Regions from separate parts of the Homo sapiens genome. Here region 1 is linked to region 2. A link is a loop called in an ENCODE intact Hi-C map of the cell type or tissue named here. Cell type or tissue: HCT116. All regions are shown on one strand. Links, peaks and the distances in the headings refer to the core of each region. The heading gives the core; the rest is flanking DNA.

Region 1 (12,581 bases), core at 2,440-10,439, 480 kb before region 2:
GAGTTACAGATTAACAGCATCTCAAAGCAGAACAATTTTTCTTAGTACAGATCAAAATGGAGTTTCTTTTGTCTTCCTTTTCCTAGATAGACACAGTAACAATCTGATCTCTTTTTCTTTTCCTCACACTTCCCCCTTTTCTTTTGACAAAACCGCCATCTTCATTATGGCCTGTTCTTGATGGTTACTGTCTCTTCGGAGCTGCTGGTTACACCTGTAGACTAACAACAGACAGAATAGGCACACAAGGATTAATATGAAATTTACAATAGTGGAACTTCTGAGGGTTTTAACCCAAGTGACAGGGTTAAGATTTGTGAAGCCATCAGCAGCTCCTGCGATTGCCTAAGTTCCTGGTACGAAATGTAAATGGGCTTTTGATACTTTGAAAATTTGCTCTTTTAATTTTGAAATGTCTAAAGTAAGATTATCTTCTCTTCCCTGTAGATGGCGTCTAACCATGTCCCAGTGATGCTCAGACTCATTATAGGCTCGGGGTGTAATACAAAAATCTGATGTATTCCAGTCACAGTGTAACTGAAAACGATTTCCAAGCTCATGAGCTTATCTCCCATCCAAATGACAGTTTGTCTAAGATCATTAATTGGGTTCGACAATTTTTGATCAATACCAGATTGTGAATTCCACAATCTCATAGAATTTTTTTGCCAATTGTTAACAAAGCGTACTGTCTGAACAGAAGAGTGCAATGCAACTTCTGCCGCAGCAGCCGTAGCTGTGACTGCAATTAATCCCATAATCACTGCATCAAAGTAAAAATGAATCTTTTGAATCTATTTAGAACTCCTTTTAATACTTCAGTCAAAATATGGACAGATGGCGAAGCCTCCCACGGTCGGTCCATGGACACAGGAATCCACACGCCCTCTCTTGCTCTCACTAGTAGAATACGGTGCTGCCAATTAAAAGTCGAATCAATGCTAGTAAACAATCTACAATTTTCATAGGTTATAGTTTGGGAATCTGGTTTAATAACTATGTTTCCTACAATTAGCATATAAGGGGGTTTTACACAACTTTGCAAAGGAATTGTCAGACTGGAATTTAGGTCAATAGTATAAGATGGCTTACGGTCTTTTGTTCCTATAACTTGATTTCCAGACCAAATTCCAATGTGGTGCGAGGCCACATAAGCCTCCATAATTCTAGATGTTCAGGACCAATGACAGGACTTATTATCTTTGGTCTTGTAGCAGAGATTCCTTTTTCTGCCCATTCCCAAGGGTAGGGAGATTCTAACCTTTTGTACTTATTTTTATCTAAACCTTCTCTGAAGTCACTGTTCACAGCCGGACTCACATGTGCACTGGAACAAGATTGAGTTTGTCCTGTGCAACTGCGGTAGAATTGACCTCGAGATGCCCAATCTATAATAGTTCTGAATTCATTGTTTTGTAGTATCACCGCACTATCAGCCACACATTCTTCCCAAACTAAAACTTCTGGGCTTTTTGATCCTTTGGGAATTTCCTTGGGCCAAGGCTTCCCCTTAGACTTAGATTATAATGATCTTTAATAAGAAGGGTCCTGTAAATAATTTACCTGTGGCCTGAGTGACATTCCACTCACCATGTGATAAGTAAATCTACTGGTGGTACTGACAGTAGGTACTTCTACCAACCAATTTTGGGTTTCAGGCATTAAGCATCCTTGTGCCCTCCCTAGGCAAATAGGAGTATAACGATACTCAATTGAAATATTCATCATCATTCCTTCTTCCTCGAGTTGGGCAGGGCAACGATCCTCTATGGGGCCAGGTACCCATGCACTATTATTAACATATACTTCAATAGGATTATCCATCCATGTGACTGCCCGAATTAAGGGTGGGAAAGGCACATAGGCCCAGTAGGTATAATTAGCTGCAGCTGCTCCTGCAGACATGGGGTGACTTACCACTGTTGATACAATCATCAAAGCTGCAAGCAGCATACTCTCTGGAGTTTGTGTCACCCTTGTGTTCTCTAGGCTTTTTTCAGAGAACTGTGTCAGCTTTTTCTTTTTTTTTTTGTTTTTTTTTTTTTGTTTTTTTTTTTAATTTTTATTGATCATTCTTGGGTGTTTCTCACAGAGGGGGATTTGGCAGGGTCATAGGACAATAGTGGAGGGAAGGTCAGCAGATAAACAAGTGAACAAAGGTCTCTGGTTCTCCTAGGCAGCGGCCTTCCGCAGTGTTTGTGTCCCTGGGTACTTGAGATTAGGGAGTGGTGATGATTCTTAACGAGCATGCTGCCTTCAAGCATCTGTTTAACAAAGCACATCTTGCACCACCCTTAATCCATTTAACCATGAGTGGACGCAGCACATGTTTCAGAGAGCACAGGGTTGGGGGTAAGGTCACAGATCAACAGGATCCCAAGGCAGAATAATTTTTCTTAGTACAGAACAAAATGAAAAGTCTCCCATGTCTACCTCTTTCTACACAGACACCGCAACCATCCGATTTCTCAATCTTTTCCCCACCCTTCCCCCCTTTCTATTGCACAAAGCCGCCATTGTCATCCCGGCCCGCTCTCAATGAGCTGTTGGGCACACCTCTCAGACGGGGTGGTGGCCAGGCAGAGGGGCTCCCCACCTCCCAGCAGGGGCGGCCGGGCAGAGGCGTCCCTCACCTCCCGGACGGGGCGGCTGGCCGGGCAGGGGGCTGACCCCCTCACCTCCCTCCCGGACGGGGCGGCTGGCCGGGCAGAGGGGCTCCTCACTTCCCAGTAGGGGCGGCCGGGCAGAGGTGCCCCTCACCACCCGGACGGGGCAGCTGGCCGTGCGGGGGGCTGACCCCCCCACCTCCCTCCCGGACGGGGCGGCTGGCCGGGCGGGGGACTGACCCCCCCACCTCCCTCCCGGATGGGGCGGCTGGCCGGGCAGAGGGGCTCCTCACTTCCCAGTTGGGGCAGCCAGGCAGAGGCACCCCTCACCTCCCGGATGGGGCGACTGGCCGGGCGGGGGGCCGACCCCCCCACCTCCCTCCTGGACGGGGCGGCTGGCCTGGCGGGGGCTGACCCCCACCTCCCTCCCGGAGGGCCCCCCACCTCCCTCCCGGACGGGGCAGCTGCCGGGCGGAGGCGCTCCTCACTTCCCAGAAGGGGCGCCTGCCGGGTGGAGGGGCTCCTCACTTCTCAGATGGGGCACCTGCCGGGCGGAGGGGCTCCTCACTTCTCAGACGGGGCAGCCGGGCAGAGACGCTCCTCACCTCCCAGATGGGGTGGCGGCCGGGCAGAGGTGCTCCTCACATCCCAGACGGGGCAGCGGGGCAGAGACGCTCCCCACATCTCAGACGATGGGCGGCCGGGCAGAGACGCTCCTCACTTCCTAGATGGGATGGCGGCCGGGAAGAGGCGCTCCTCACTTCCCAGACTGGGCAGCCGGGCAGAGGGGCTCCTCACATCCCAGACGATGGACGGCCAGGCAGAGACGCTCCTCACTTCCCAGACGGGGTGGCGGCCGGGCAGAGGCTGCAATCTCCGCACTTTGGGAGGCTAAGGCAGGCGGCTGGGAGGTGGAGGTTGTAGCTAGCCGAGATCACGCCACTGCACTCCAGCCTGGGCAACATTGAGCACTGAGTGAACGAGACTCCGTCTGCAATCCCGGCACCTCGGGAGGCTGAGGCTAGCAGATCACTCGCGGTTAGGAGCTGGAGACCAGCCCGGCCAACCCAGCGAAACCCCGTCTCCACCAAAAAAATACGAAAACCAGTTAGGCGTGGCGGCGCGTGCCTGCAATCCCAGGCACTCAGCAGGCTGAGGCAGGAGAATCAGGCAGGGAGGTTGCAGTGAGCCGAGATGGCAGCAGTACAGTCCAGCTTCGGCTCGGCATCAGAGGGAGACCGTGGAAAGACAGGGAGAAGGAGACCGTGGGGAGAGGGAGATGGAGACAGAGATGGAGAGGGAGGGGGAGAGGGAGAGGGAAAGGGAGAGTTCTTTTTTGTTTAACCAATTGAGTTTTGAGTGTTCTATTAGTTCTTTCAACTATGGCCTATCCTTGGGAATTATAGGGAATTCCTGTTGTATGTGTAATTTTCCACTGATTTAAGAATTTTTGGAATGTTTTACTACAGTATCCTGGCCCATTGTCAGTTTTAATTTTTTCCAGAACTCCCATGAGAGCAAAACAATATAATAAATGTCTTTTAACATGGGAAGTACTTTCTCCTGTCTCGCAAGTTGCCCATACGAAATGTGAATAAGTATCAACTGTCACATGGACAAATGATAATTTTCCAAATGAAGATACATGTGTGACATCCGTTTGCCATAACGCATTAGGACATAGACCTCTGGGATTAACTCCCGCCTCTTGAGTGGGCAGGTGTAGGACTTGACTCTGGGTGCAATGTTGTACAATATTTTTTGCCTGTTTCCATGAGATATCAAATTTATTTTTAATCCTGCTGCATTTACATGAGTCAAAGCATGAAGTTCTTGTGCTTTTATGAATGCAGATGATACCAGTAAGTCAGCTTGTTCATTTGCTTTAGTTAAAGACCCTGGTAAATTAGTGTGTGCTTCAATGTGAGTAATACAAAATGGGAAATTTCTTTTTCTCACAGTTTGTTGTAATAAGTTGAACAGCTGGTTTAACTGATCATCAATACTATATTTGATTAGGGCTGTCTCAACATCCCTTGTAGCCTGTACTACATATGCAGAATCTGATACAATATTAATAGGCTGATTAAAATCTTGTAACACTGTAATGACTGTAACCAACTCTGCTCTTTGAGCCCAGTGATATTGAGTTTCGATGACTTGTTCTTTTGGCCCAATGTAAGCTGCTTTTTCATTGCTGGAACCATTAGTAAACACCGTCAGAGCATTTTCTAAAGGTTCATGTCTGGTAATTTTAGGTAAAATCCAAGTAGTCAATTTTAAAAACTGGAAGGTTTTTGTTTTTGGGTAATGATTGTCAATAATTCCCACAAAATCAGCAAGACCAGTCTGCCATGTACAAGAATTGATAAAGGCTTGTCTAACCTGTTCCTTGTTTAAAGGAACAATGATTTTGTCTGGGTCACTTCCACACAATTTTATTATTCATAACCTTGCCTGACCAATTAATGTAGCTATTTGATGCAATGTAAAAGTCTTAATTGTACTGTGAGGAAGGAATGACCACTCCACAAGATCAGTATTTTGAACAATGATGCCTGTCAGAGAATGTGCAGTAGCAAAAATCAAAAGTTGGAGTGGGACCAAGGGATCTATTCTATTTACTTGTGCTGACCAAATTTTTTCTTCAACTAATTCAATTTCTTTTGCTGCCTCTGGGGTCAATATTCTTTTACTATTTAAGTCCGGGTCCCCTCTTAAGATAGAGAACAAATTTGACATGGCATAAGTAGGAATGCCTAAAATTGGCCAAATCCAATTAATATCTCCTAGCAATTTTTGAAAGTCATTTAATGTTTTTAATGTGTCTTTTCTTATTTCTATTTTTTGTGGTTTAATTTTTCTATTTTTTACCTGCATCTATGTTAACTGGGATTGGCGGCCCTATTTTTGCGGATCTGTTGTTGTACCCCATCAATCCACCAGGTCTTAAATTGTAAAAATTGAGAAGGTGAGAGTGATGATTTGGCCAAAATTTCCCAGTCATAAGGAATAAGTCTATTTCCATGAGCAATGGAATCTAATAATGTTCTCATATAAGGAGAATTGGGTCCATACTGTTTTACTCCCTCTTTCATGTCTTTTAGCATTTTTATAGAAAAGGACTCATATCTGGCATCAGCTTGGGGAGGGCCCTTCTCCAGGTAGTATGGGCTCTAATATTACTTGAAATTAAAACGCCTCAGTATCTCTCCTTGTTTTCTTGCCTTCTCAATAATTTCATGTAATGCACCATCCTGTCCACTAGGTGGTGGTGTAGGATTAAGTCTCATAGTGGGCAGCTGAGGCTATATCGCCGTGCGTGCCCTGTGGTGCTGGAAACGTTCCTGGCTGTCCATACTGATTTTCTGGGGGGCGGCTGATACTGAAGTTCGGCTGGCGGTCAGTATTGATAGGGTACTGGCGGTTGGGTCTTACTTTCTACCAGCTGATATTGTGAATACTGTATCTGGATTGGCATTGCTGTGATAGAGACTATCCTTTTCTATCTGATATTCTCTTGGGGTTTGTACTTGTCTAACCTGCATTTGAGGTTGTAATGTTACGGGCATCTGAACTGTGGGAGGAGGAGTTGGCCATCGTGGGTTAGACTCTGATGGCCCCAATAGTTCTAGACCTTTTCCCCCCAATTTTGATGGTTCATAATATATTACCTCCTGTAATTGGTTGTAGTCAACATTTTCCGTTGACTGAGCCATTACACTCTTCTACCCTTTTTTTCTTTTTTTTTTTTTCGAGACGGAGTCTCGCTCTGTTGCCCAGGCTGGAGTGCAGTGGTGCCATCTCGGCTCACTGCAAGCTCCGCCTCCCAGGTTCACGCCATTCTCCTGCCTCAGCCTCCCGAGTAGCTGGGACTACAGACACCTGCCACGACGCCTGGCTAAGTTTTTGTATTTTTTTAGTAAAGACAGGGTTTCACTGTGTTAGCCAGGACGGTCTCGATCTCCTGACCTTGTGATCCATCCGCCTCGGCCTCCCACAGTGCTGGGATTACAGGTGTGAGCCACTGCGCCCAGCCAGACTCATCTACCTTTTTATACTGTGAACCTTGCGTTACTTTCTTGAATTCTGTCCCTGCCTCTTCCTCACAATCTATTACACAGCTTTCAGGGGCATCAGAAACTGAAACGCTATCTTCTTCTGTTTGAAATGATTCTAAACCTATTTTAATAATGGCCCAATCATTCCATACTGTAAGTGGGATGATTTTATCCTCCCTATTTGCTTGTTTTAATTCTTTGCCAATTTTTTCCCAGTCTTTTAGATCTAACGTTCCCTATTCTGGAAACCATAGGCAGAATTGTTCTATTGTTTGAAATAGCATGATTAGATTTCTGTGGAGGCTCTAACTCCCCCTCTTCTTAAAATAACTTTAATAAAGCTGAGATAAGAGGCATATTTGCTTTCAGTTTGACCCATTCTTACCCTGGGTTTCTCTGAGTGCACAAGCTTACCACAAGGCTGATCATGGAAGTCTTCGGGAATCTCTCGTCGATTTGTCTTCAATGATCACACTCTAGCGTATCTTCACCGTAGAGAAAGGAACCCACATTGGGCACCAGATGAAGAGGGCCTGCCCCTGCACACCTGTGGGTATTTCTCGCAAGGTGGAGACGAGAGACTGAGAAAAGGAAATAAGACATAGAGACAAAGTATAGCGGAAGAAAAATGGGCCCAGGGACCGGCGCTCAGCAAGTGAGGACCTGCACCAGCGCTGGTCTCTGAGTTCCCTCAGTATTTATTGATCACTATCTTTACTATCTCAGCAAGGGGAATGTGGCGGGGCTATAGGGTGAAGGTGGGGAGAGGATCAGCAGAAGACCATGTGAGCAAAGACTCTGTGTCATGAATAAGTTTAAGAAAAGGTGCTGTGCCTGGATGTGCACAATCGCTAGATTTATGTTTAAGCTTACATAAACACCTCAGTGCAGTAAAGAGTAACAGAGCAGTATTGCCGCCATGATGTCTCATCTCCAGCCATAAGGAGGTTTTCTCCTATCTCAGTAAATAGAATGTATGGTCGGGTTTTACACCGAGACATTCCATTCCCAGGGACGTGCAGGAGACAGATGCCACACTCTTATCTCTACCGCATAGAGGCCTTCCTATTTCACTAATCTCCTTAGCACAGACCCTTTACGGGTGTCGGGCTGGGGGGCTGTAAGGTCTTTCCCTCCCCACGAGGCCATATCTCAGGCTGTCTCAGTCCGGGGAAACCTGGACAATACCCAGGCTTTCTTGGGCAGGGGTCCCTGCGGCCTTCCACAGTGCATTGTGTCCCTGATTAATAGAGAATGGAGAATGGCGATGACTTTCACAAAGCATACTGCCTGCAAACACATTTTTTTTTTTTTTTGAGAAGGAGTGTTGCGCTGTCGCCCAGGCTGGAGTGCAGTGGCACGATCTCGGCTCACTGCAAGCTCTGCCTCCTGGGTTCATGCCATTCTCCTGCCTCAGCCTCCCGAGTAGCTGGGACTACAGGCGCCTACCACCACGCCCAGCTAATTTGTTGTATTTTTAGTAGAGACGGGATTTCACCGTGTTAGCCAGGATGGTCTTGATCTCCAGACCTCGTGATCTGCCCGCCTCAGCCTCCCAAAGTGCTGGGATTACAGGTGTGATTTTTTTTTTTTTTTTTTTTTTGAGACGGAGTCTTGCTCTGTCACCCAGGCTGGAGTGCAGTGGCTCAATCTCGGCTAACTGCAAGCTCCGCCTCCCAGGTTCATGCCATTCTCCTGCCTCAGCCTCCCGAGTAGCTGGGACTACAGGGGCCCGCCACCACGCCTGGCTAATCTTTTGTATTTTTAGTACAGACAGGGTTTCACCATATTAGCCAAGATGATCTCGATCTCCTGACCTCATGATCTGCCCGCCTCGGCCTCCCAAAGTGCTGGGATTACAGGCATGAGCCACTGCGCCTGGCTGCAAAAACATTTTTAACAAAGCACATCCTGCACAGCCCTAAATCCCTTAAAACTTGAGTCAATACAGCACATGTTTTTGTGAGCACAGGGTTGGGACAAGAGTTACAGATTAACAGCATCTCAAAGCAGAACAATTTTTCTTAGTACAGATCAAAATGGAGTTTCTTTTGTCTTACTTTTTCTAGATAGACACAGTAACAGTCTGATCGCTCTTTCTTTTCCCTATACATTTTGAGTTGATTTTTTGCGTATGGTGAGAGACAGGAGTTTAGTTTCATTCTTCTGGATATGGATATCCAGTTTTCCCAACAACATTTTTCCCCAATGTATGTGCTTGGTACCTTTGTCAAAAATCAATTGGCTGTACGTGGATTTATTTCTGGGTTCTCTTTTTGTTCCCTTGGTCTGTGTTTTTATATCAATACCATGCTGTTTTGGTTATTAGAGCCTTGCAGTATATTTTAAATTCAGGTGGTGTGATGCCTCTAGCTTTGTTCTTTTTGCTTAGGATTGCTTTGACTATTTGGACTTTTTGTTCCATACAAATTTTAGGATTTTTTTTCTGTCTTTCTTGTTTTACTAGAGCAAATCCTCCAGTGCTTTCCTAAGAAAAGTTATGTGGGGATGAGGGGTAAATTTCTGATCCTTGCATGCCTAAAAATATACTTATTTATTCCTCATACTTGACTGATAATATGGCTTAGTATAGGAGTTCTAGATTGAAAACGTATTTTCTCTCAGAATTTTGAAAGCCTCCCTATATCGTCTTCTAGCCACTAATGTTACTATGGACAAAAATGCTATTCCTATTACCTGCTCTTTCATAAGTAACCTGTTGCCCTTTCCCTGCCCCCTCCTCACCTCCTATCACCAAGATTTTTGATTTTCTCTTTATCCTTTGTGTTAAAAAATTTCATGATGATGTGCCATAATGTTTTTCCTTTGTTTTGTTTTCTTTCATTATGCTGGGCACTCAGCAGGCTCTGCCACTCTGGAAACTCAGTTTCTTTGATAATTTTCTTCCATTTCTTCTGTATTTCCAGAACTCCTGTTAATCTAATGGTCGACCTTATGGATTCATCCTCTAATTATCTTTTCTCTTTTATTTTTCCATTTGTATTTCTGTTCTACTTTCTGAGAGATTTCCTCAACTTTATATATTAAGACTTATATAAATTATTTATTTTTCTATTATTATTATTTGAGAACAGGTCTTGCTGTATTGCCCAGGCTGGAGTGCAGTGGCATGATCATAGCTCACTGCAGCCTCCATCTCCTGGGCTTGAGCAGCCCTCCTGACTCAGCCTCCTAAGTAGCTGGGACCACATGCATGAGCCACCACAGCTGGCTAATTTTTTTTCTTTTTTTATTATTTATTTATTTATTTATTTATTTATTATTTTTTTGAGATGGAGTCTCGCTCTGTTGCCCAGGCTGGAGTGCAGTAGTGTGATCTCGGCTCACTGCAAGCTCTGCCTCCTGGGTTCATGTCATTCTTCCGCCTCAGCCTCCCTAGTAGCTGGGACTACACGTGTTCGCCATCATGCCCGGCTAATTTTTTGTATTTTTAGTACAGATGGGGTTTCACCATGTTAGCCAGGATGGTCTCGATCTCCTGACCTCGTGATCCGCCCGCCTCGGCCTCCCAAAGTGCTGGGATTACAGGCGTGAGCCACTGAACCAAGCCTAATTTCTCTTTTTAAAAGAATGTTTAGCAGAGAAGAGGTCTATCTAATATTGCCCTGGTTGGTCTTGAACTCCTGGCTTTAAACAATCCTTCTACCTTGGCTTCTCAAAGTGCTGGGATTACAGGCATGAGCCATAATGCCCAGCCAATTTTTCTATTATATTTTTAATTCCCCAGAGCTGTTACTTACTCTATTTTTTTTAGAGCATTTTATCTTTGCTTTATGGATGCAGTATTTTCTATTATCTCTCATAGACTGCTTATTGTTTTTTAAAAATATTTTTCTGTTCTCTTCAGTTTCTGTTCCCTTTGAGTTTCTTTTTTCTCTATTTGATGCTGTCTTTCCTGGTGGAGGTTTATCTTAAATATCTGGTGACCCTTTGTTGTCTCTTCATATTTAAGAGTGAGTCACTAAGTATTTGGAAGCTCTGTGTTAACAGGAAGTTTATCTGTAGGATGATAAAGTGGGTACCTAGGTGTTTTGTTGGGGGACCTCAAATATCAGTATGTATAGATCTTTCCTCTGGGGTTAATTAATTAAAATTAATTCCCTGATATCTTGCCTGGAGAATACAAGCCTTGCTGTCAGCATTCCTGGAATAAATTTCAGCAGGAGGACTGAGTGCGCTTCACCATTCAGCATGTAGACAATTCATCTAATCTCTGTTTTCAGTCTGAAATCCTCCTACCTTAGCCTCCCTGCTATTATATCTTTAGCTGTGCCTGGTATCTCAGTGTCTGGAACTTCTCTACCTCAATTTTGTCCCAGGGGCTGCTAGGGAGATGAAAGGGTAGTTGTCTAAGTGAGTAGGATGGAGAAAAAGACCTGGCAGTTTCACTTCCTATAAAGGCTTTCAGCCAAACCCTCTCTCTTCTGCCTCTCACATCACCTCTGATCTGCTCTGTCCCAGTCCTGACATTCTAGTGTTCTGCAGTACGAATCTGTTTGTCCCTTGTTAGTATAACCCTCAGCAAACATTTAGAATTGTTTTCTCAGCTCAGCTATGGTTTTCCATCTTCCAAAAATTTGTTGATATCCTTAATCTGCTATTGATTTCTTTCTTATTCTCTTTGTCTGTAGACTGGTAAACCTAAAAATGTTAACTCACTGTCACTTCAGTGATTTGGGGAGTGAACAGGGATAAACATATGTGTTTAATCTGTCCAAGCATAAACAGAAGTGCAAGACTGTCAAGATGTCCACTCTTTGCTCCTATTAAAAAAAGTTAGAACCAGAAAATTCATAGATATGGCTGGGCGAGGTGGCTCACGCCTGTAATCCAGCACTTTGGGAGGCCAAGGCGAGTAGATCATGAGGTCAGGAGTTCAAGATCAGCCTGGCCAAGATGATATAACCCCATTTCTACTAAAAATACAAAAATTAGCCAGGCACAGTGGCAGGCGACTGTAATCCCTCCCAGCTACTTGGGAGGCTGAGGCAGAAGAATCGCTTGAAGCTGGGGGACAGAGGTTGCAGTGAGTCAAGATTGCACCACTGCACTCCAGCCTGGGCGACAGAGTAAGACTCCGTCTCCAAAAAAAAAAAAAAAAAAAAAAAGAAAATTCATAGGTAAAATATAGATAAAATTCTACTCTCATAGGCCAATGTGGAAAAAGTAGGAGTCTGAGAGTTGCGGTACATGTGTCCAAGCCCTGTTATTATCATTTACTGGTCTGAAGCTAGGTAAGTTAAATTTTCTGACCATCTGTTTCCTCATCTGTAAAGTGGTGATAATCATCCCTAGATAGTCTATCTTACTTGTAATGATGAAGTAAAATAATTGATATAAATATATAAACATCAAATATATATCATTTATCATAAACTCTATTAGAAGTAGGCACAGTTAAATATATTTTCAGAGGCACTGTAACATAGTAGAAATAATATGGGCTTCAGATTCACACAGACTTGGGCTCAAATTCCATCTCTGTTACTCACTGGGTTATGTTGGGTAAGTGACTGACACTCTCTGAGCCTTCATTAACCTGTTTATAAAATGGGTATAATACTTTTAACCTGACAAGGCTGTTGTTGAGTATTAAATGAGATAATGCATGTAACATCTATAGGGCCTGACACTTAGTAAGTACTCAACAGATATTAATTCTTCCATGTTGGCCCCTAATTTGAGACCAGCTTTTTTTTTTTTTTTCAGGCTTAATTCAGTTTGTTTTTCTTGTATAAAAACCCTATGCTGTAGCCACAGCTGGAGCCTGGGTCCTCTGCATGGAGACTCTGGTGTGGGTCTTGACGAGGTGGTCAGTGAATTCCTGATAGGGAGACTTGGTGAATATAGTCTCCTTCCAGAGGTCGAGGGTCAGGTAGCTGTAGGTCTTAGA
Region 2 (8,876 bases), core at 1-8,000:
GTTCCAGTTGGACAATGGCTGAGTCAGTCCTACTAGCCCCTGGGGGTGTCCTCCTGCCCCCCTCCATTACTGGGGGCATGGAGGGGAGGTGACCAAGAGGGACATCTAAGCAGCTGCTCTGAAGAGGAGGCCCCTGGCACCACAGAAGCACAGGATGGCATTTGACCTGGCCTGGGAGTGTTGGCGTCAGTTTTCCAGACAGAGGAGACGGCACATGGGCTCTGAGGAGAAGGAGGGCTTGCCTGGTTGAACCAAGGGTGACCCAGTAGCGGGGCTGAGCTGGGGGTGCCAGGGGGAGAGGGCTGGGTGAGGCTGGGCCTCTGAGGTGCTACATCCCAAGGAGGCCATGGGAGGCTTTAATTCGGGGTGAGGGGGTGGCCGGTGGGTTGAGTGCCCTTTCCATGTTCCTGAACGCCCTGGTGTTGCCAGGTCCTTACTGGGCTGAGGCCTGGCTACAAGGCAACTCAGATGGCACCAGTTCAGGGTGGGCATTCCCATCTGGGACTCCAGGCAGGGTCTTCCCTGCGGTTTCTCCCTGGCAGCCCCTGTGGGAGACAGTTTCTTCCACCAGCCTGGCTCCCTGGGCCACCTGCACAGAGGTCCCTGCTGGCACCCTGGCCAGTCCAGTGCCAGGCCGTCCTCCCGCCACCCCGCTTCCCAGATCTCTGGGAGCTCCTAGAAAGTGCTGCCACCATCTGAACCACATGGGGCTCTGAGCAGGCTTGAGGCTTGTTCGGGTGTAGTTGTGTGTGCCTGTAATTCCAGCTACTTGGGAGGCTGAGGCAGGAGAATCGCTTGAGCCCAGGAGGCGGAGGTTGCAGTGAGCCAAGGACTACAGGCGCACACTACCACGCCCAGCTAATTTTTGTAGAGATGGGGGTTTCGCCATGTTGCCCAGGCTGGGCAGTGTGTCTTGTTAGAGAAGACAGCTGAGGAGGACATCGCCCTGCTTTACGTCCTGTGTTGTAAAGGCTTCTTTTGTCCTCCACAAAAACTGTAGCAACAAATCCTCAAAACTAAAAAAACTTCCCTCTGCCATCTTTATTTATTATTGTTATTTTTTGAGACGGAGTTGCTCTGTCGCCCAGCCTGGAGTGCAGTGGTGCGATCTTGGCTCACTGACCCTCTGCCTCCTGAATTCAAGCGATTCTCCTGCCTCAGCCTCCCCAGTAGCTGGAATTACAGGCACACACAACTACACCTGGCTAATTTTTTTTGTATTTTTAGTAGAGATGGGGTTTCACCATGTTGGCCAGGCTGGTCTTGAACTGCTGTCCCCAAGTGATCTGCACACCTTGGCCTCCCAAAGTGCCGGGATTACAGGCATGAGCCACTGTGCCCAGCCCACTGCCATCTTTAGACATGCCCAAGCCCTCAGGCTGACTTATCTGTGGTGGGCGTCTCCTTAGTTTTTGTGCCCTGGGCACCCTGCCTGCCTCGCCCTGCAGTGCAGTTCTGAAGGTGGACACCTCTTTATTACAATTTTTAATAAGAAAGGCTGTGTCCTCCCTCCTGAAAGCTGGAGCTGCAGAGGAGGGCACGCAGGCAGGGATGTCCAGCAGGGTCAGGGGGCCTCTTAGGACAGTGTTTGGTTTGAGCTGTGGAAGTAGAGCAGAGGTCTCCGGGCAGGTGCGAGGGCAGAAGGGATCCTTGGAGTGTGAGGGCTGGGGCGAGCTGAGGAGGCCGGGTGCATGGGAGTGGAATGTTGTCTTGCAGGTGACAGGGAGACAGGAGGGTCCCAGACAGGGAGTGGGTGGGGGTGGAGCTGAGCGCAGACATGGCTGGAGCTGCAGCCACAGAACAGACGTCTGAGCTGGGCTGGGGCTGTGGGGACCTGGAGGAAGCCCTCAAGCCTCTGCCTTGTCTGTCGATCTCACGAGCCCACCTCATCTGTAGCCTGCCATCCCCACCATTGTGCCTCGCCCCAGCCCCCAAGTCAGGGCCACCGTCCTCTCTGGCGTGGAAGACTGCAGCAACTTCTTTACCTGGCTCCCACCCCGTCCATTCCCTGTAAAGACACAGCCAGAGGCGGCTTTCGAAATGTTGCCATTTTGAAAAACGCACCTCTGGCCAAGACCCTTCAATGGCACCCACTGCCTTCAGCATCAAGGTCATAATTTCATGTCCTGGCAGCCAAGGCTGGGCCATTTACAACCCCAGTCACCCTGTCTGTGGCTTTTGTCCCAAGCCACCCGTCCGCCACAGAAACGCTTCCACTGTAAGGAGCAGGTGAGTGCCATTGTGCTGGGGCGCCTTTCCCAATCCTGCGCTGGGCACCTGCTTTGTGGCAGGTGCTGGGGATGATCAAATGTTCTGGGCTGGTGACAGCACTCGGTCAAGGGCAGGCAGAGCCCTGAAGTCAGGAGAGCTCCGGGCTCATTGGCCAGCTGCCGCCCCCACCCTTCCACCCACTCCCTGCACCTGTCCTCTCCCCTTCCTCACACCTGCACCTGTGACTCACCTGTAAATATTCAAACCTGTCCCAGGGATTGGCTCAGTGCCAGGCCAGGCTGGAGATAGCAACAGTCTAGATGGTGGCCAATGCCCTACAGCTCTCCTAACAAGTCCCCTTAACACAGTCTCTTATGAGCCGAAAGGGACTGAGAATTAGGTGGTCTTCAAAAAATTATTCTCGAAACATACTACTTCAGCAGGACACCAGGCTCCACATAGAGTGCTGGACACAAAGATCAATCCTCAAAGAAACCACAGATTGGTGGGGAGAGAAACAGGTTATAGCAGCAACCAGTTTACAGGGGTGCCTTGGGTGCCAGGCCCTGTGCTAGGGGCTATACCCATGTTGTTGATTGCATTTTACCCTCGCAACACCCCAGAGGTATAGGCATCGTTAGCATCCCCAGCTTACGGAGGAAAAAGCTCAGTGAATAAGTGCCTTGCTCCGAGTCACGCAGGAGGGATCCACTCCCTGGCACCAACAGCTGCTAGCCATCAGGAGTAAACAGCGCTGGGAGAGGACACCCTCCGGTAGCAGAAACCCGCCCCAGCTGGAGGAGGTAGAGGCAGCTACACCAAAAGAAGGAACAATGCCAGGCCTCGGGGCCTGCAAAATGGCAGACGGGGCAGCAAGGACGAGCCCAGTGCGAGGGCCTGGGTGAGCCAGCCCTCAGAAGGTGGGGAGACTGATCCCCGATCACTTCTGGAACTCTAGGAGGAACCTAGCAAATATTAACTCATGGGGTGGAAAGGCAGCCTGAGAAAATGCTGATGCGAAGGGGAAGGAAAAGCTGCTGGTGTGTACTCTGGAAAGGAATCTGGCTTAGGGATGGTGGCAACCCAGGGGGAAAGTCCAGCTCTGTCCACAAGAGGGCTCCTGGCAGCAGGCAATGAAGCCCACCTGAGGAGTGGAGTGGGGACTGTCGCTGGTTCCCCCAAGCCTCTTGGAAGGAAGGCTAAGAAGGAGACATGCCTAATCGTGACCCTGACCCTGAAATACCAGCAGTCAGAAACAAGCAGAGACGGGCAAGAGACATGTTTGCTTCCCAAGATCCTATCCCCACCTCAGGACAGTGCCCTTTCTGCTGAGAAACACATTAGCAGGCTCTTGGATGCTGCTCTTGGTAACACATGAAAAGGCTTTCCCTTCCTAACCTTCCAGAGGAACAGATCTTTCACAGTTCCCAATTATTTGTCTCTTTTTTTTCTTTTTTTTTTTGAGATGAGGTCTTGCTCTGTTACCCAGGCTGGAGTGCTGGAGTGCAGTGGCATGATCTCGGCCCACTGCAACTTCTGCCTCCTGGGTTCAAGCGATTCTCCTGCCTCACTTTCCTGAGTAGCTGGGACTACAGGCTCCTGCCACCACACCGGGCTAATTATTTGTATTTTTAGTAGAGGTGGGGTTTCACCATGTTAGCCAGGATGGTCTCGATCTCCTGACCTCGTGATCCACCTGCCTCAGCCTCCCAAAGTGCTGGGATTACAGGCATGAGCCACTGCGCCCGGCCTCTTTGCTCTCTTTCTGACAAAGGTAACGCACCACTAATTTTTTCTTTTTCAGGTTGATGTAATCTATTGGTGAATAACACATTATTTCAATGATTGTCATTTCCAGAATTCTATTTTCAAATCTGCCTAGTCATTTTCAGACTCTTTTTGCTCATTGTTTTTCAGTGCCATCTTCAGAGGTTTCATATTTTGTATTCTGTATCTGGTGTGCTTTTTTTTTTTTTTTTTTTTTTTTTTTTTTGAGATGGAGTCTCTCTGTCGCCCAGGCTGGAGTGCAGTGGCGTGATCTCGGCTCACTGCAACCTCTGCTTCCCAGATTCAAGCGATTCTCCTGCCTCAGCCTCCTGAGTAGCTGGGATTACAGGCGCCTGCCACCACATTCGGCTAATTTTTGTATTTTTAGTGGAGACGGTTTCACCATGTTGCTCAGGCTGGTCTCAAACTCCGGACTTCATGATCTGCCCTCCTCGGCCTCCCAAAGTGCTGGGATTACAGGCGCGAACTGCTGTGCCCTGCCTGTATCTGGTGATTGTAATATCTGAAGTCCCAGGGGTTAAATCAATTATTGTTCCTGTTGACTTTGCTAACAATGGCTCATTTTCTTGAAGGTTCAGTAGTGTTTCCGGACAGCTTATAATTGGTTGACACACAATATTGACCCTGAAGGTCCTTAATTATCTTAATTTCTCAGCACCAGGATTCCCTGACCTTCCTTCAGTATATACCTGACATGTACAGCTAAGTTTTTAATTTTTGAGACGGGCGTCTCACTATGTTGCCCAGGTTGGTCTCAAACTCCTGGAATCAAGTGATCTCAGCCTCCGAAAGTGCTGGGATTACAGGTGTGAGCCGCCACGCCCGGCCCAGTTTTTCTTTCTTTTTCTCAAGCAGGGACAGAGCTGTTTCCAATTCAGTTTCCATTGCAGATGGGCAGATTTTCCCTGCCGCCTTTTCACGGTGCCAAAGGTGCTGAGCTACCTGCCATTGTGGAAAGGCCCCGGTTTTGTTTCCGTACTTTGTATATGCTCAAAACCAAGCCTCACATTGCGCCTAGAGGCAATCTCCCTCCAACTCTTGAGTTCTTGGAAATGTCCTATCTGTGACCTCAGCAATACAGTTAAAAGTACATTCATTATAATTTATCTGGCATCTGGGTGTTTTGTGGTCACGAAAAGATTTTCAGCCTGCCATTTCTATGGCACATTCCGTTTCCACCAACATAGTGCTCTTGTGGAGGGCTGACAGTCCCATGACTGAGATCTTGTCATTGTTCTAGGTGGGCAGATTGCAGTGCAGCCCAGAAAGGTTTGCAGTTGGCACCACCTGCACCAAAGATCATACAGCCAACCCCTACGCCATAGGCTAGCCCTTCTCCTCGTCTCCAGATCTAGTAACCAGTCCCTCTCCCCTTGCATTCTAGGGGATTGTGAAGCTAGTGGTCCCAACGAGCCTCTTGGGCAAGGCTGTTCAGGAGAGGCGGGTCTCAGGGAGAGAGCACAGATGGGTATCTGAGTGACAGAAGTGAGGCCTCAGCTCACCAGCTGGTAAACCGGACTGGCAGCCTGAAATTCCACACACAGGTGTGCCTGCACCAGCCTTAGGGCCACGGAAAGTACCACCCAGGGGCTGCTGGAGGCAACACAAGCTGTTGGGCTTTTAGGGAGAGTAGTTTGTACAGATTTCAAGGATCCAAGAAATGTTCAGTATCAAAAACCCCCACTTTGGAAAATTATCCTAGGGAAATAAATAATGCGAAGAAAGAGTATGCATAGAAGATGTATGCCACACTGGAAAACGCGAAAGCGATCCAATTGCCCAACAGAAGGTGAAGGGTTAAAAAAAATTATGGCCTCAATTAAATGATGCAACCATTTAGCAAATAAATTAAATTGGAAGGCAACAGTAAAATTACCTGTGATTTAACATCAGTGTCATAAGGACATAAGTGAATATTTGACAAGTCCAGGTATGTTTGTTAACATTTGTGTTAAAATTTTACAAGAAAATACATGTTACTAGAAAATATATCCACAAGTCCACCACCCTGTTCAGGCAGGACAGATGGTCAGATTCTCTGTGGTTCATTTTTCCTTATTACAAGATAATTTGGCCGGGTGCAGTGGCTCATGCTTGTAGTCCCAGGACTTTGGCGGGGGCGAGGCAGGCAGATCGCTTGAGCCCGGGAGTTTGAGGCCAGCCTGGGCAACATGGTGAAACCCTGTCTCTATAGAAAATACAAAAAATCAGCCAGGCGTGGTAGCCCATGCCTGTAGTTCCAGTTACTTAGGAGGCTGAGGTGGGAGGATTGCCTGAGTCTGGGAGGTGGAGGCTGCACTGAGCTGTGATCGTGCCACTGCATTCCAGCCTGGGCAACAGAGACCCTGCCCCCTCCCCACAAAACAAAACGAAACACCACTTAAAAGAAATAACGGGGAGTGTCTGGAAGCTGTTGTTGGCCCTTGACCGCAGGCCCACTGGTGGGCTCCAGCAGCCAGCCTGGTTGGGCCTGGTCCCCACAGGGCACTGACCAGTTGGTGCAGCTGGCTTTCCAGAGAGGCCAGTTCCAGGCACATGGGGTGCAGACACCCCCTGCTTCATGCCCTTGGATGCTCTTCAGGCCACGACTAGAACCAGTTGAGGCCCCTCTCTCCCTCTTCCTCAAGGATTTGGGAATTAGGGTGAGGGGACACCTCCTAGTGTAGGGACCACCTTTCCTCCCGGTCCCATTCCAGCTTGAGGCAGAAAAGGAATATAGCCTTTTTATTGACTACTTTAAGTAGAACAAACTAAATACATATTTAACAGTTTTGGTTCATTTATACAGTACATTAAATAAGTTATGCACAGAGTTAGGTAACAAAAATTCCTATCAGAGTAAAATGACAAAGCACAGAAAAACCAGATTCTAATGCATTCTGTGGGTGGTGTCACATTCATCATCCCCCTTTAAAAACCACGCGTGGAGGCTTCGTTTTCTATTTATTTACATTATTGGCTTTCTTTTGTGAGCGGAGCCTTTGTAGCCTCGTCAGGAAGTTGGAAAGCCACGTTAAGGGGACTGAAGGCCTCTTGGCGCAGCAGCCCTTTCAATCATTCGCCTAATGCTTATTGCTGCTTCTCTGCCGACTCCAAGGTAGGGATGGGGCTGTCCCCAACAGACACCAGCGCACATGCCCTATTTGGTATAAGCATCACTGAGTGTACACTGGGCAGCCGTAGGCTCGACCAGATGGGGTCTGTGAGGGAAGCTCCACCTCAGGGGCTGTGGAGGGGGAGGAGGGGACACAAGGCCCGCCCCTCAGGCCTCCTAACCTTCTCTTAGCTCACGATGGAAAAGGTCACCTGCACCATCATCTTTGGAAATGAGCACGTCGATGCCCGAGGAAAGAGGCAGGTAGTCAACGTTTTGGTTTCACAAGAACTACAGACACTCCAGAGTTGGAAGGGCCCTGCGGAGCCGCTGGCACAGCCCCCACCGCAATCTGGGCAGGGCTGCTCTCGACAGCTGGCCATCTGGCCCGTGCTGGAACAGTCCATGCTCCGCTGGCTATTCTTCCGTTTGGTTCAGACACGCTACCACCCAGTTTTCTGCAAACAGCTTAAAAAAAAAAATCTAAGGAAGTTGGTTTGGTCTACTGACCTGGGAGCCTGGAAACCTTGTTTCTAGTTCAGTTCTGAAGAAAGCCTCCAAGAAGTGTTCTATTTTCAGTGATTTATTCAATTCTACAGTTTCCAGGACAGATGGCCATCCGGTCATTCTGTTTTCATTTTGAAGAGCTCACTACCGTACAATTCCAGCTGTGCTGAACCTTCAAACGCACTTGTTGCGATATCCTCTAGAACTACCCAGAATGATGTCTATACCCTTTGCAAGCAGGTGACAAGCCGAGGCTTACTAACTCTGGGACAGGGCTGTACAAAGTAAAGCATGGGTTTTCTGTCTGGAAGCTGAAGATGTCAAGTTGACACTAAGCAGTGATGAACTCCTGGTGACCTTCTGGCCCAAATGGGCAAAGGAAATCCACGCTGCAGAGAGCGGGCAGCAGCCAAGGCCAGGTGTGGACTTGTGGTGGCAAGATGTGTCCTGTTTCCAGACAGACATTTCTAACCCAGCACTGCCCTAGAAATAATCTACGCAATCGGTGACCCCACGGTCACCCAACCGTGCCTGAGCGGATCTGCTAGAGCACCAGCCCTGGAGCTGCAGGGCCCCCCAGTGTGGAGTGCCCCCACCTCCCGAAGTGGACTGCCTAGGCCTAGGCTTAAACAACTTCTTGAGTCACCTTCCCCACTGGATGAGTCAGGCACGGTGCAGGCAAGTGGGGACAAAAAGGACAAGCAAAGACGTGAAACCCAGCCCTCAAGAAACTCTGGGGACATCTGGCATCTTTGGTCTTCTCTGGTCCCTGCAATCATTCCTCACTTGGCCGACCATAATGTCCCACAACTCATCAGTGTTCCTTGGCGGGTGGTGCTGAGCACTGGTCTCACCCTAGACATGTCTGGCTGATGGCCAGTCACATGTTGCATCTCTTTTTAGTTTCTAGGTTTCTGAAGAGCCTGCGCTTGACTGATACCTTCTGTACCACCATGCCAGCTCCTCTTTGCCTTTTATGTCACTGCAAATATGAACTGTAGAGGTCAGTCCTCTAAGCAGGCTGAATTTCCACTCCCCACCTGGTAGCTGAGGTGCTGTCAGCAGAGGCTGGGAACCACGCAAGGAACCTGGATTCGCTCCTGCGCCTCTAGCTGCCTACCCCGCCCCAATGGTGCTCCTCCTCCTGACCAGAGAGTTGGAGAATTTCAGAAAGGGATTCTTGAAATGTGAATAGAAGGTCCTGGGCAGAGGCCCTCGTGACTTCTGTGTGAAACTGACCAGAATTAACACAGCAGAAGGTTTGCAAACTGAGCTT

What was found. Peaks named below come from ENCODE experiments on the same cell type or tissue, not always from the same donor. Only the 100,000 strongest peaks of a DNase experiment are listed, where the experiment ranks them.
Region 1: it touches region 2 in a loop (4-fold over the local background); 14 of 110 quality-filtered maps call a loop at or near these places.

The regions. Positions count from the first base shown.
Region 1 is chr20:34,123,141-34,135,721 of GRCh38, reverse strand. It overlaps the pseudogene RPS2P1. Among named protein-coding and RNA genes, the nearest start is that of EIF2S2, 17 kb to the right of the region's middle. RefSeq lists an enhancer at 5,725-6,019 and a silencer at 10,959-11,028. In HCT116, for the core only: a CTCF peak has its summit at 5,861 (motif pointing right); a DNase peak (open chromatin) is centred at 5,901; H3K4me3 peaks cover 536 bases.
Region 2 is chr20:33,647,863-33,656,738 of GRCh38, reverse strand. It overlaps CBFA2T2 (CBFA2/RUNX1 partner transcriptional co-repressor 2), which reads right to left. Exons shown (of 11, transcript NM_001032999.3): 11 at 6,709-8,876. Among named protein-coding and RNA genes, the nearest start is that of C20orf144, 10 kb to the left of the region's middle. RefSeq lists enhancers at 1-444, 3,015-3,603. In HCT116, for the core only: a CTCF peak has its summit at 3,307 (motif pointing right); a DNase peak (open chromatin) is centred at 3,288.